Regions from separate parts of the Homo sapiens genome. Here region 2 is linked to region 1. Evidence: chromatin contacts called from ENCODE Hi-C or POLR2A ChIA-PET data. All regions are on one chromosome and are shown on one strand. Each heading gives the region's core, a stretch centred on a gene start or an enhancer-like site at or near the end of the contact. The rest is flanking DNA. Distances are from core to core; before and after follow the strand shown. Region 1 overlaps CTBP2 (C-terminal binding protein 2). Region 2 has its middle 40 kb from the start of CTBP2.

Region 1 (6,926 bases), core at 1,173-3,672:
GGGTGGTTTCCCAAGGGCATTTTCAAGGACCATTTTGCTTTTCCAAGTGAGATTTTTTTTTTTTTTTAATTTGAGACAGAGTTTTGCTTTTGTTGCCCACGCTGGAGTGCAATGGGATGATCTCGACTCACTGCAACCTCTGCCTCCCAGGTTCAAGTGATTCTCCTGCCTCAGCCTCCCGATTAGCTGGAATTACAGGTGCCAACCACCATACCTGGCTAATTTTTGTATTTCTAGAAGAGACTAAAATATAATCTACAAAATCAATTTCTCCAAAACTAATTAGAAGAGACAGGGTTTTGCCATGTTGGCCAGGCTGGTCTTGAACTCCTGACCTCAGGTGACTGGCCTGCCTCGGCCTCTCAAAGTGCTAGGATTATAGGTGTGAGCCACCATGCCCGGCCCTAAGTGAGATTTTTTTTTTTTTTTGGAGACAGCGTCTTGCTCTGTTGCCCAGGCTGGAGTGCAATGGCACGATCTTGGCTTACTGCAACCTCTGTCTCCAGAGTTCAAGCAATTCTCCTGCCTCAGACTCCCAAATAGCTAGGATTACAGGTGCGCGCCACCACGCATGGCTAATTTTTTGTATTTTTAGTAGAGACAGGGTTTTTGCCATGTTGGCCAGGCTGGTCTCAAACTCCTGATCTTAGGTGATCCACCTGCCTCAGCCTCCCAAAGTGCTGGGGTTATAGGCATGAGCCACCCCACCTGGCCTCCAAGTGAGATTTTTTAATAGCATGAGTTGAATCCAAAGAAACTGCTGGTCCATGAAATGACCAGCCCACTCTGAAGGTGACAAACTAACTGCCGGACAGGCACCTTCCTTACCCCACCTTGCCATTTCACGCACATGACCTACTATTCACACCTGGAGCCCCACAGGAAGCACAGAGCAGTTAACACTGGCTGGGTGGAGAAAAGATATTTGAACATTTCAATCAGAAGACATTTGGTGATGCTGTACGCACATGCGTACTGTGCCTGGCCCCTAGTGGGTGCTCAGTCAGTATCTGTGAATGAATATCCTAGGAGGACATGATTAATTACCACCCCATTGCCAGGGCCTGGGGTCAGGAACATGCTCAAACATCACAGCAGATCTGCCACCCAGCTGCACCTGGTCCAGTTACCACAGCTGCTGCTGACTGAGCACCCACAAGAAACCAAACAGGATGCCACCAAGCAAGTCGACAGCCCTGGTCACTGACCGGCAAACGCACCCATTCCTCAGGGACCTGGGAGGGTGAAGGGAGCTATGATGATGACGTGTGCACAGAGGGAAGGGCAGACACAGTTCCTTTTCCTCAACAAATATGCTCCTCGGAATGTGGCCTGTCATGCCCACGTTCACTGTGGTTTATGTACTGAGGCCTCAGTAGAGGAGAATTCAAACCTGAGCGACCCTTCTCAACAGGCTTCACCTGGGCAGGGTGGCTGGGGCAGCACTGGGCCCCCACCCTGGCTGCCCATCAGGCAAGGCAGTTTTTTTCTTCCTTCTCCAGGAAGAGAAAGTAGGTCTTAAATAGAAAGTAAATATTTTACTGAGCGTTTCTTGGAGTGACCTAATACGTAGTAACATCCCACAGACTAAAATTAACCTCGTGAACAGTTTTCAGTTCATTGCTTTGGGCCCCAGGAATCAATGAGAAAGAAGACGGCTGCTCCCAAACTAAGCCAGCCCCACCAGCCACTCCCCTTCCCTACCACAGGGCACGACATCTTCCAGGTATTTTTAACATAGCACCATGACAGGCTTGGCAGCTCACACCTGTAATCCTAACACTTTTGGGAGGCCAAGGAGGGAGGATTACTTGAGCTCAGGAGTTCATGAGCAGTCCGGGCAACATGGCAAACCCCATCTCTACAAAAAATACAGAAACTAGCCAGGTGTGGTGCCCTGTACCTGTAGTCCCACCTACTTGGGAGGCTGAGATGGGAAAATTGCTTGAACCCGGGAGGTCGAGGCCGCAGTCAGCCGTGATTGCGCCACTGCACTCCAAGCCTCGGCGACACGGTGAAACCCCCATCTCGGGAAAAAAAAAAATTCTAACAAACACATACGGTACGTCAGGCCAGTTCTAAAGGCTTTAGAAACACTACTTCATTGAATCCTTACAACACACCCTCTCCTTACCCTCATTTTACAGATTCAGAAACCGAAGCCCTTTGCAAAGGCCTCCCAGTGTGGGAGAGAAGTCCAGCATTTCTTTCCATCCCTTCTTTGCCACACTTCCTTGTTTTGCCTCTACTAAGCTCTAGGAGGGCAGGACCATCTCTCCTTGGGCCGAGCCTCAGTGTTTGAAAGGAAGAAAGACATTCACGACCTTCCAGTGGGACCTCTCTGGTCACCAGCCACCAAAGTGAGCACAGCAGTTAGCTCAGTGCTTTCAAAGTGCGCTGCCGGGGCCCCTAGAGCAAAACTTTGGATCTGAGCCAGGACCCTGACATGCCAAGTAACCACCAGGTTGCAAAACTCCCAGCTACAGGCGTGACCAAAAAGGTGGTCCATGTGCTGCTGCAGCCCCCTTCCCACTAACCACAGCGAACCCAGGCTCTCCCTCCCACCTTGCCCGCTGCTCTAGAAAACAAAAGAGAATTAGGAAAGTAAACTCCTTTTTAAGCTTCCTTGCTGAGAAATATTTTAAAAGACTGCTCTGAGGGGCCAAGTAACATACGGGATTTGCTTCTAAGCTCTCGGGCCTGACTGGGACACAACCAGGGACCCAAAAGCACAACTGGGTTGAGTCATAACCCCCCTCCCTTCATCCTCTACGGACATGAGAGCCTCAACTAAGACATTCTCGAATTTACCACAGGAGTGTCTTCCTTTGCCCACTATTTGGAGCCATGTGGCCAATTTAGGATAGAAAAATATTACCCACTATTCAAGGCCTTCCTTAAATGCTGAGGAAGACATCACTGCAGACACAATTCCAACTTTAATTGTGAAATCTCCTGGCTTTTGTCACTTGAAGCCTCATTCTTAATCCCAGGCTTAGCTGAGAAATGAGAAGGATGTGTGCAAGTGGAGGAAAAAGAATCCTCAACCCTGAGTGAAAAGCATGCGCCGTGGAGGAGCGAGGAGAATGGACACTCTGAAGATGCTAGGGCTGGGAAACAGGGTGCTGGGGAAAACTGGCTCGCTGGCCTCAGAGCTGCGGCAGGTCCACCACTGCGCCGTGTTCTGCTGGAGGAACCTGGATGCCAGCTCAGTGGATCTTCTGCCCAGCGCAAAGGATCCCTGAAACCTGGAACAGGACAGGGGACACACCATAGACACGACATGGGCTCTGGAAGACCACTCACAAGGCCCGGCTCACAGGAAATGACCATTCATGGGAACCTGCACGCCGCAGTCATTCTCATGCTTAGATGCCACTTTCCAAGCAACAGCCTCTGAGAAAGCAGCTTCCCCCTTCTCAGTGTCCCAGTGAGGCACCACAGAAAGGAGAGGGCTGGCCCAGGGATGATCCTGGCCCCACCACCCTCTTCCAGGTGGAGTGAAGTGGAAGGAGACCTGTTTAAAAACTGCAGGGGGCACTTAAAATGGGCTGACTCTATTCATACCCAAGCTGGAGGTGAGCCAGGACACCGGGACTCACATGACTGATTTGTCAAGAGACTCCTCCCAGCACTTCCTTGAGTCATCCACAAGACAGAGCAGAATCCAAAGGCCAAGATGGAGGCGGGGGGCACCCAACATCCACACCACCCCCGGCCCCACCAGAGCCCCAGCGGAAACCAAGGATTTCCAGAATACACATGTGCTCACAAGTGTACACACGTGTTCACAAAAAGAAGAGAAGGGTTGTAGAATAGGAAGGTAATCTTATAAAGAAAAGCCTGTTTTTCAGGAAAACCTTCACCTTGTGGGGACCTTACCCTCTATGGAAAGCCAAGGTCAACCTGGGAGCTCCCGCATCACCTGCTCCGGGTACTCTTCCGGTGGAGCGGGGCTGGTCTCTGGATTTGAAGACACACCCAACTCTGTGCCATTCCCTGTCAGTTCTCTGATAGCCTCTTTGAAAAGAAGGCTGTTCCCTTTGTTCAGGAGTATTAATTCAAATTCCTTTCTAAGGCCCACACCACACGGATGCAGGGGAGCGACCCAAAGGAAGTTCACCCGGCAAAACCTAGTTTCTCCCTGGTTTTCACAGGAGTGGTGCAAACAGACTATCACAGTTAGGAGAAATCCTAAGCATCTTCCCTGTCTCTTGACCCCCAACTCCCCAACGTGGAACCCACAAACCAGATCCTATTTCAGGTGTGCACATGGCTCCAGTTGAATGCCAGAGGCAACCAGAGTTGGGGAGGGGTGCATCCCATGGACCCAAGCCCTCCCTCGAGGGAGATGGGGGGTGGAGGGCAACTGAGATCACACTATCCCAGACCACAAACATGGTCTTACCTATTGATGAAATGATACCTGGCCACTAAATCCAATTTTACCACATGAAACCCTAAGCACTGTGAAAGCTACACACATAACCCCAGGAGAGTGTGCCCATGCATTCTTGGAGTGTGGGGTGGTGCTGCATCAGAGACACACAGATGAGGGCAAGGGAGAAACAGCTTGGGAGGAAAGAAGGAGTCTAGTCTTGGTTAGTGTGGCAAAGCCATCCCCAGACATTCCCGTGTCCCAGTCAAAGGCCACAAGAAGCCTCGGTCAGCCACAGAGAAGCCAGAGCCAGGCGAAGTTGGTAGTAACTAGCCAGACTTAATTACCTAAGCTCCCTGGCCCTGACTCTTCATTGGTAAAACAGTGACTAACTATCACCTGTGCCTCTGCGAGGACAGCGCTGTGCTTGGCCAGGGCTGGAGAGCCGATCTCAAGGCAGGTGTCTGGCCTTTTCCCGGACATAGTGAGTCTGTGATCCAGAGTCTGACCCACGTATTCAACGGGGCCTGCCTCACTTCCTGCTCTAGGATGTTTTACATTCACTGCACTTTTGGAGTGAATATTCACAACAGCCTGGCTCCTGTTTGGAAGCCTGAGGCAGGCCCCGTTGAATACGTGGGTCAGACTCTGGATCACAGACTCACTATGTCCAGGAAAAGGCCAGACACCTGCCTTGAGATCGGCTCTCCAGCCCTGGCCAAGCACAGCGCTGTCCTCGCAGAGGCACAGGTGATAGTTAGTCACTGTTTTACCAATGAAGAGTCAGGGCAACGCAACAACACACAATGGCCCAGCGAGCTAGTGCCAGACACTAAGTAAGTGCTCAAGAAATGGTTGCTCTCTAGTTACTTGAATAACAGGTAGAGCGCACTTGAATGGCTGCATAAGTTTCTGGAGCACCAAATTAAGTCTGCAAAACATAGAGGCGAACACAGAAATTCCTCCATGGAGAAGACGAGGGCAAGACGAAACGGGCCAGATCGCACCGTCCTACCACTCTGCGCTCGGACAACCTCTAGTCACATGCCTCGCCAGGCTTCAGGTGTTGGGAGCCGCCGGGGTGAACAGCAGAGAACGCAGCAGAGGCGCGCAAATGTCACTCGTCCTCGACGTGGAGTTCTGCTGAAGGTCTCAGTGGCCCTCGCTGTTTCCCACAGCAACTGCCACTGCGCTATTTGTACTACAAGGAAAACACCCAGATTCGAAGGTTATCCAAGAACCGTGGTCACCCCCAAACACTGCCCAGGAGACGAGATCCCAAGCCGGTCAAGTGGAAATGATGCCGCTGTTTACCGTTTGCTTGCAACTCAGCCACCATCGCGCAGTCAATCAACGAACCTCACCACTCACCACGACCCCAGGAGTCCCCATGAGTGCCCGGAGTCCGCGACCGCTGCGGGGTGGAGGCGGCTCTGGCCTGGTGCAACCAGGTCCCCGCCCCTGCTCTGAGCCTCGAGTGCGGGCTGGGGGCCAACCTGGTGTCCCGCGTGGTCTCGAGGCTCCTACCTTGCCGGGGCCTCGCGGACCGGAGAGGGGCCGGCGACCCTGCTGGCTTGAGGCGGCGTCTAGCTGGACCCCCGCCGCCCCGGGTCCGAGCGGCCCCGCCCAGCACAAAGGCCAGCGGGAGGAAGGAGGAAGTGGGCACGGAGCGGGGGGAGGGGGCAGGGCCCATTCTCACACCTCTCAACGACTTCCCCGCGGCGGGAAGCGGCTCCATTTACAAGTGTAAAGGCGAGGCGCGAGGTGGGGGGGCCCGGGGGTGTCAGATACCGCGGCCCGCGGAGGGGCCAGGGTGGGGCCGCCAAGTGCCCTGCGGGGGGAAGAGGGCACAGCTGGGGCGGGGCCGCGCCGCCAGGTGTTCTGGCCCGCGGGGGCGGGGCCTCCAGGTCCACCCGCCGGGAGGAGAGGGGCGAACCCCAGGGATGGAGGGGGCTTCACCTGGGGCTCGGGAGCCAGGAACCCCGGGACCCCGGGACCCCAGAAGCCCGGACGCCAGGAGGCCCGTCCTTGCAGCAGGGTGGGGCACCCCCGCGGTCCGGGAAATGCAGGAGACCCCGCCCCCTCCAGGTAGAGCGCGGCCAGGTGTGGCGGACTGGCGCTCCCCGCAACAGAAGGTCGCGCAGGACACCGGAAGTCGTCCTGGAGTCAGTCTGAGCGGATCGCAGGGGTTCCAGGCGCCCCAGGCCCCCCACACCGCGAGTCACAGGAACAAGGAGGAAAAACAGCCTCTTTATGACTTGGGGGAGGCAATTCAATATTTCTTCCTGGCATAAAATAGGAATTGCTCTATTTACCCAGCCCGCAGGAGCGTCGTGAAGATTAATGACTGTGAAATGTTTTTAAGATCAAAAACATTCCCAGATTTTACTTGTAGGCACTTATATGTGCATATTGGTATCTGTACAGCAAAATATACTCTTTATTGATTGCCCTCCTAGTGTGACTTCTATTCCGTAATCTGAAAGCCCCGAGATAAAGGAATCAGGTCTGTCTCTGCCTGCTCCTGAAACACTAGGAAATATGGGTA
Region 2 (6,926 bases), core at 3,063-5,562, 53 kb after region 1:
TTAATTTGCTTTTTCTTGATTCCCAGTGAGGTGAAGCAACCTTTTTTTTTTTTTTTTTTTTTTGAGATGGAGTCTTGCTCTGTCGCCCAGGCTGGAGTGCAGTGGTGCGAACTTGGCTCATTGCAACCTCCACCTCCCTGGTTGAAGCAATTCCCCTCAGCCTCCTGAGTAGCTGGGATTACAGGCACACGCCACCCCACCGAGCTAATTTTTTTTCTATTTTTAGTAGAGACGGGGTTTCACCATATTGGCCAGACTGGTGTCGAACTCCTGACCTCAGGCAATCCGCCTGCCTCAGCCTCCCAAAATGCTGGGATTATAGGTATGAGCCACTATGCCCGGCCGAGGCAACTTTTTATATGCTTATTGGCCATGTGTATTTCTTCGATGAATTGCCTCATATATTCTTTGCCCATTTTTCTATTGCGTTGAATTTTTATTATTAAATTGAAACATTTCTTTGTATAATCTGCTTATTAATACCTTGTCTGTCATGTATGTTACAATTGTTTTCTCCCAGTCTCCTTCTTTTAACTTAGATTATGATATTTTTATTTTTTATTTTCTCAGAGATGAGTGTCTCACCCTGTTGCCCAGGGTGGGGTACAGTGGCACAATCACAGTTCACTGCAGCCTCAAACTTGCGAGCTGAAGCGATCCTCCTGCTTGCCTCCTAAGTGGTAGCTGGAACCACAGGTGTGTGCCACCGTGCCCAGCTAATTAAAACAATTTTTTCCTTTTGTAGAGATGGGGTCTTGCTTTGTTGTCCAGGCTGGTCTGGAACTCCTGGCACAGTTTCTTTTTTTTTTTTTCTACAGAAATACTCATTTTTTTTTTTTCTCCAGAGAAATACTCATGCATGCTTAAGAAGCCAAGACAAGGATGTCCATTGCAGCATTGTTTTTAATGTGAGACTCTGGAGAAACCCGTATGTTCATCAATAAGGGACTGGTTAAACAAATTAACAACACATCCATACTGAGGATTGGGCCACTAAACTGTAGAAAAAAGACAAATGAGGCCAATATGTACACAGTGATTTGGAACATTCTGCAAAGCAAGTTGCAAAAGATACATAGAGTATGATACTGTTTAAATTAATAAAAGCCCAGCAGATAAAAAAACTCAACTACATATTTCTTTAAATGATATTTTTATATGCTTGTTATTTATATTTATATTTATTTGTTTATTTTTTGAGATGGTGTCTCACTCTGTCGCCCAGGCTGGAGTGCAGTGGCACAATCACAGCTCACTGCAGCCTTGACCTCCCGGGTTCAGGCGATTCTCTTGCCTCAGTTTCCTGAGTAGCTGGGACTACAGGTGTGCATCACCACATTGAGCTAATTTTTAAAATATTTTATAGAGATGGGGTCTCCCTACATTGCCCAGGCTGGTCTTGAACTCCTGGACTCAAGTGATCCTCCTGCCTTGACCTCCTAAAGGGCTGGGATTACAGGCGTGAGCCACTGTGCCCAGCCGATAGTTTTATATGCTTCTACTGATAAGTTCATAGAAACAAATCTGGAAAGATCCACACTGTACAAATGCCAGGAGTTACTTTGGAAAGGAGTCTGGAATTGGAAGTGAGGTTCTGAGGGGACTTGAGTTGTATTATTTGTATTATTTTAACCTGTATTATTTGAATAGTTCATAATGAGACCATATTCCTATTTTATATGGTAATTGATGCAGAAAAACTGCCTTGTAACATAGGCCCCAGCAGATCCTGTGAGGTCGCCAGAAGGCCGGGCACACCTGGACCCACCTGTTTCATCTGCGCTGAATCCACAGAGATAGTCCAGAGGAAGAGAGGAGGAGGAAAGAGAGTGGAATCTATCGAGCATCTCCTACGAGTCAAACCCCATGCTAGGGCATTCAACTCGGAATTATCAGAGCTGAGTGCAACTGCTGACCTTGTTATTACCTGTGTGACCTTGGGCGAGACAGTTAGCCATTCAGCTATTTGGGCCTCCAGTTCTTCATCTGTAACATGGGGATGACATCACTTGCATTGTCTGATTTGTGCCAGACAGAATTCAAGGTGCTAACCGAACAGCTTCAAGGACCCACAGATCCAAGTAAGAGAATGTGAAACGGCGAAACAATTTGAGGGCCTAGGATTGCTTTCTGACCATGTGGGTCACAGGGTAGGTGTTTAAGAGATAATCCTTGAAGGTACCTGTGAGATGGTGTCAGCTCTTCTCAGCGCAGGGCTGAGCCTTGATGAGTGCCTGGAGGCTTCTTAGGGTTTTGCTGTTCTCAGTCTGTGCCTTTGAACCTTTGATGTAAAAGAGGCCTTCAAACAACAGAAATAAAGTGGGTGTTGATGCTGGCATGGCATTTACAGAGTTAAATCCACAAAGGGAAGTAAGGAAGATTCCAGATGGAGAAGACCCTCCAGGGGAAAAATTAAGATGAGAAGAGCCATCCATTAGGGGCCATGTCTTCCCTTTCTGAGACCATCTCTAATGCGATTCATCAGTGTCAAGGCCAGCAAGAAAGACCTGCAAGGATCAATTCCTCTGTGCAAGATAAAGAGTTTAAAATAATTGTATATATGTAAAGTATTTGCCTTCTCATAATTGAAGAGAACAGAGAGAGAGTCAAGAATATTTCAGGGAGAATGTCTTCGCTTCATGTCTAGAGTCTGCAGCATCATGCAGATTGGTTAGTAGCTGGCAAAGAGCCAAGAAGCTTAATCAATCTCCAAAGTTTATTATGAGTAACCCCCAAAGCTAATGGATCATTCTTAGCAAGAACATCATCCTGGTTATTTCCTCATTTTTATAAATTGATCTATAACGTTAAATCTGGGTCCTTGAGAGGGCTGCTAGGGGCATTAATAATCAGTGAATCCAGCAGAATTCTTTTGTTTCCAAAAAGATCAAATGAAACTGTTCTTGTTTAAGTTGGGATAGGATCCTACCTGCTCAGACCGCACTCCCTGACCCCTACAGTGGCCCTGCAGTGGCCCCACAGGGACCTCCTACGAACCTTAGGGCTCTAAAGAGCACAGTTTGAAGCACTGATCTCACCAAAGTCCCCCATTTTGCAGATGAGGAGGCTGAGGCCCTGAGACAGGAGGTGACTTGAGCAAGGTCATGCTCAAAGTGCATGTGGCAGACATGATTGGATGCTACTCAGCAGCCATTGCCCAACTCCCTTTGTCTTGCTTGAAGAGCTCATCTCACATTATACGGGCTAAAAATGCTGGCTGCTCACCTTTCTGTCCTCTCTTCCAGCTGCAGCATGGGCACTGACTCAATCCTGCCCAATTCTGGAAAGGGTCTACTTCCCTGGCAAAAAGAAGCCAGCAAGGAGAAACTGTCTTTCTTTTTGACTTTCAATGTGTTTGTGGCGAGTATGTGATGACTGGAGCTGCAGCAGCTATCTTACAGCCATGAGAGCAAAATTTGAAGTTGACTGCTAATTAGCTGGTGTGTAGCCAGGAGACAGGAACCACTCTAGGTGTTTAAAACAGAGGAAATTAATGCAGTGATTGCTTACATAGATGATGGAAGACTGATAAGCCAAAGGGGAATGCCAAAGCACCTCCCCTGCCCCAAGAGGTCAGCAATTACAGATACTGTTAACACTCCTAGGGCTGGAGGGACAGAGGAGGAAGGAGTAAGCACCCAGAAGCTGGAGCTGGGATCTGAAGTTACAGCCGAGAGCCTCTTGGAAGGAGCTGGGAGCATCAGGGTGGTGTCTGATGGGAGCTTGAGCTACGTACAGCAGAGGTTCAATCACTGCCAGAGATGCTGCAGGAAGCACAGAGGGAGGCAGAGACATGCCCGACTCACTCCATCTGCCCTTCAATCCTCCATCAGTGCCTCCCATTGGCTGAACTCCCTAGAATCCTGGGAACTGCAGTTCTCTGAAACAAGGCAGAGCAGAGAATGGAGCTGAGAGCAAATGGGCAGTTGACCCTACCCATCACACTAAGGATGGCATGGCAGAAAGACAGAGGGCCCTGTGGCTTTAGTGATGATATTGTTAAAACATGGACAAGTCCATATCTCACCCGTTGCTGGATATCTCCTTCTGGGGATGGGAAAAATCTGAAGGCTGGATGTGGTGGCTCATACCTATAATTCCAGCGCTTTGGGAGGCTGATGTGTGAGGATCACTTGAGCCCAGGAGTTTGAGGTTGCGGTGAGCTATGATCACACCACTGCATTACGGATGGGGCAACAGAGTGCAACCCTGTCTCAAAAAAAAAAAATCTGAATTCATAAAGCCTCCTGGGCTTGGGCATTTTGTTCTTGTAGGTTAATGGTCTCAGTGCTGCACCAGGTCTGAGTCAGACCCATGTCTTTCAACTGCCAGTCCTGAGCCTGGGCCACTGCACCTGCAGACAGTGACAGAGGCCAGAAACCTGAATCTTTGTCCACTCTGCAGGTGAAGGAGTTCACTTTGACAGAGCAGAGAAACAGAATGAGTCAGCAGCAGGTCCACACGCTCCTTGTTCTACAACAGAAAAGCTGCTCTGAGTAACTCATGCACAGAGTGAGAGAAAGAGGAAGGACCTGGGCAGCCCCCATGACCAGCCCCCATGAACCACTGACACGGTTCCACGTCAATGGAACCATGGACAGAGGTGCCCACGGGGCTAAATCCCAGGTTTTTCCTGGGGCCAATGTGTGAAAGCCGAGAGTTCAGCTGAATGAGTCACCTGAGCCTGTGGTTTTTACACTTTGTTTAGACTCAGAATCCAAGAACACTTTGCTCAGAAGCCCAACGTGGGGTTGGGAACCCCAGGTATCCCCCTCCATCCTATCCCCCAGCCTGTGGGTCTTCCCAGTGCTCTGGAGGCAGTTTGAAAACAGCTGATCTCAGCCTGGCCAAGATGGTGAAACCCCGTCTCTACTAAAAATAAAAATAAAAAAAAAATTAGCCAGGCGTGGTGGTGGGTGCCTGTAATCTCAGCTATGAGGGAGACTGAGGCAGAGAATTGCTTGAACCCAGGAGGCGGAGCTTGCAGTGAGCCGAGATCGTGCCACTGCACTCCAGCCTGGGCAACAGAGCGAGACTCTTTCTCAAAAACAAAACAAAACAAAACAAAAACCAGCTGATCTCATCTCCCTAAGTTAGTTTATAAATGAGGAAACTGAGACTTCGGTTCTGTTACTTGGTTGCAGTGACAGAAACCCTACTCAAGCTAGCCTGGGTGGCCGGGGGACTTACTGGCATAGGCAGGGATGGAGCTGGCCCCAGGGATCAGGGGCATCATCAGCTTGGCAGTTGTTGTCTCTTGTTCCCCTCCTCACACCCACACTTCACCCCACATCTGCTGGCTTCTCTGCATGCTGGTGTCGCCACCTCCTACCGCAGGCCAAATTCTCTTTCATGGTCAAGAATGTGGCTGCTGGTATTTCTGGATTTGCTTCTCCCACTTAGCCCCAGGACAGAATTCTGAATGCCTTTCTCCTGATTCCAGGATGCAGACTTCTGGGGACACATTTGGAGCCTCTGCCTATGGCTTGGACCACTCTTGGCATCAGGGGAATGACATATCTGATGGCCCAGCCTTAGCCATAAGCTCAGCCCGAGGCCTGGGAGGTTCATCCCAGAGAATGTGCAGGTAGCCCAATCACGGCCCCTAGGAAAGGCCTGAGTATGGAGTGAGTCCCCAGTCTGTAGGAGTCAGCTTCAGAAAACCTGGCCTGAGCCCCAGCGGGGTCATGCACTTTCGTTGGCAGTCTTGGAATCCCTCCGGTCCTTGGTCCCATTAGCTATGAAACAGGAAGACCACTTCCCATCTCACAGGCTTCTGGTGATCATCAATGAAGAAAAGAGGGCCAGGCATGCTGGCTCACACCTATAACCCCAGCACTTTGGGAGGCCAAGGCAGGAGACCAGCCTGGGCAACATAGTGAGACCCTGTCTCTACAAAAAGTAAAAAAATAGCAGGGCATGGTGGTATATGCCTGTAGTCCCAGCCACTCAGGAGGCTGAGATAGGAAGATTGCTTGAGCCCAGGAGCTTGAGGTTGCAGTGAGCTGTGATTGCACCACTGCGCTCCAGTCTGGGTGACAGAGTGAGACCCTGTCTCAAACTAAACCAAACAAAACAAAGAAAAGAAGTTGAGGCCAGGTGTAGTTGCTCACACTTATAATCACAGCACTTTGGGAGGCCAAGGTCGGGGGACTGCTTGAGCTCAGGAGTTTGAGACCAGCCGGGGTAATATAGTGAGACCCTATCTCTGCTGAATATAAAAAAAGAATCAGGCTGGGCACGGAGGCTCATGCCTGTAATCCCAGCACTTTGGGAGGCCAAGGTGTGTGGATCACCTGAGGTCAGGAGTTCAAGACCAGCCTGACCAACATGGAGAAACCCCATAAAAATACAAAATTAGCCCGGTGTGGTGGCACATGCCTGTAATCCTAGCTACTTGGGAGGCTGAGGCAGGAGAATTGCTTGAACCTGGGAGGCGGTGGTTGCAGTGAGCCAAGATCGCGCCATTGCACTCCAGCCTGGGCAACAAGAGCGAAATTCCATAAAAAAAAAAAAAAATCAGTCGGGCATGGTGACACATGCCTGTGGTCCCAGCTACTCAGGAGGCTGAGGTAGCAGGTTCCCTTGAGCCCGGGATATTGAGGGTGTAGTGAACTATGATCGTGCCACTGCATTCCAGCCTGGACAATGGACTGAGACTGTCTCAAAATAAAAAAAAATAAAAAAAAAATAAAAGAAGTTGAGGAATGCTTAATAGCTAAATCAAGGAGGAGCACATACAGCTATGCTATAGGTGAGATTTCAGAACGGGCCCTCCAGACACCCAGTCACGTGCTCTGGCTTTGGTGCCAGGAGCCCTTCCCCTGTGGGAGCCCTCCCAGAACTCCCTTTGGGGATGCAGGGGGAGTGTCCAGGTCAGCCTCTTCCTCTCCAGGTGAACCCCTTTCAGAATCCCGACCAACAAC

What was found. Hi-C counts contacts between places; a loop is a spot of excess contacts on that map. ChIA-PET counts read pairs that join two places held with the same protein, here RNA polymerase II (POLR2A). Pooled maps may share reads with other maps.
Region 2: a loop to region 1 is called in a map with no recorded cell type, with 5 times the contacts of the local background. The contact joins two enhancer-like sites. A Hi-C loop is called at or near these places in 3 of 37 single-sample maps with no recorded cell type and 2 of 50 pooled maps. POLR2A ChIA-PET finds 5 or more read pairs at or near these places in 3 of 52 experiments (MCF 10A, Panc1 and activated CD4-positive, alpha-beta T cell).

What each region holds. Positions count from the first base shown.
Region 1 is chr10:125,145,869-125,152,794 of GRCh38, forward strand. The region is part of intron 1 of CTBP2 (C-terminal binding protein 2); the gene reads right to left. Among named protein-coding and RNA genes, the nearest start is that of CTBP2, 11 kb to the right of the region's middle. RefSeq lists enhancers at 3,432-3,726, 5,611-6,572. Within about 2 kb of position 2,423, at least 19 of the 41 ENCODE cell types and tissues checked have a DNase peak (open chromatin) inside an H3K27ac peak, as active enhancers do.
Region 2 is chr10:125,196,784-125,203,709 of GRCh38, forward strand. No RefSeq gene overlaps it. Among named protein-coding and RNA genes, the nearest start is that of CTBP2, 40 kb to the left of the region's middle. RefSeq lists an enhancer at 4,923-5,042. Within about 2 kb of position 4,313, at least 2 of the 41 ENCODE cell types and tissues checked have a DNase peak (open chromatin) inside an H3K27ac peak, as active enhancers do.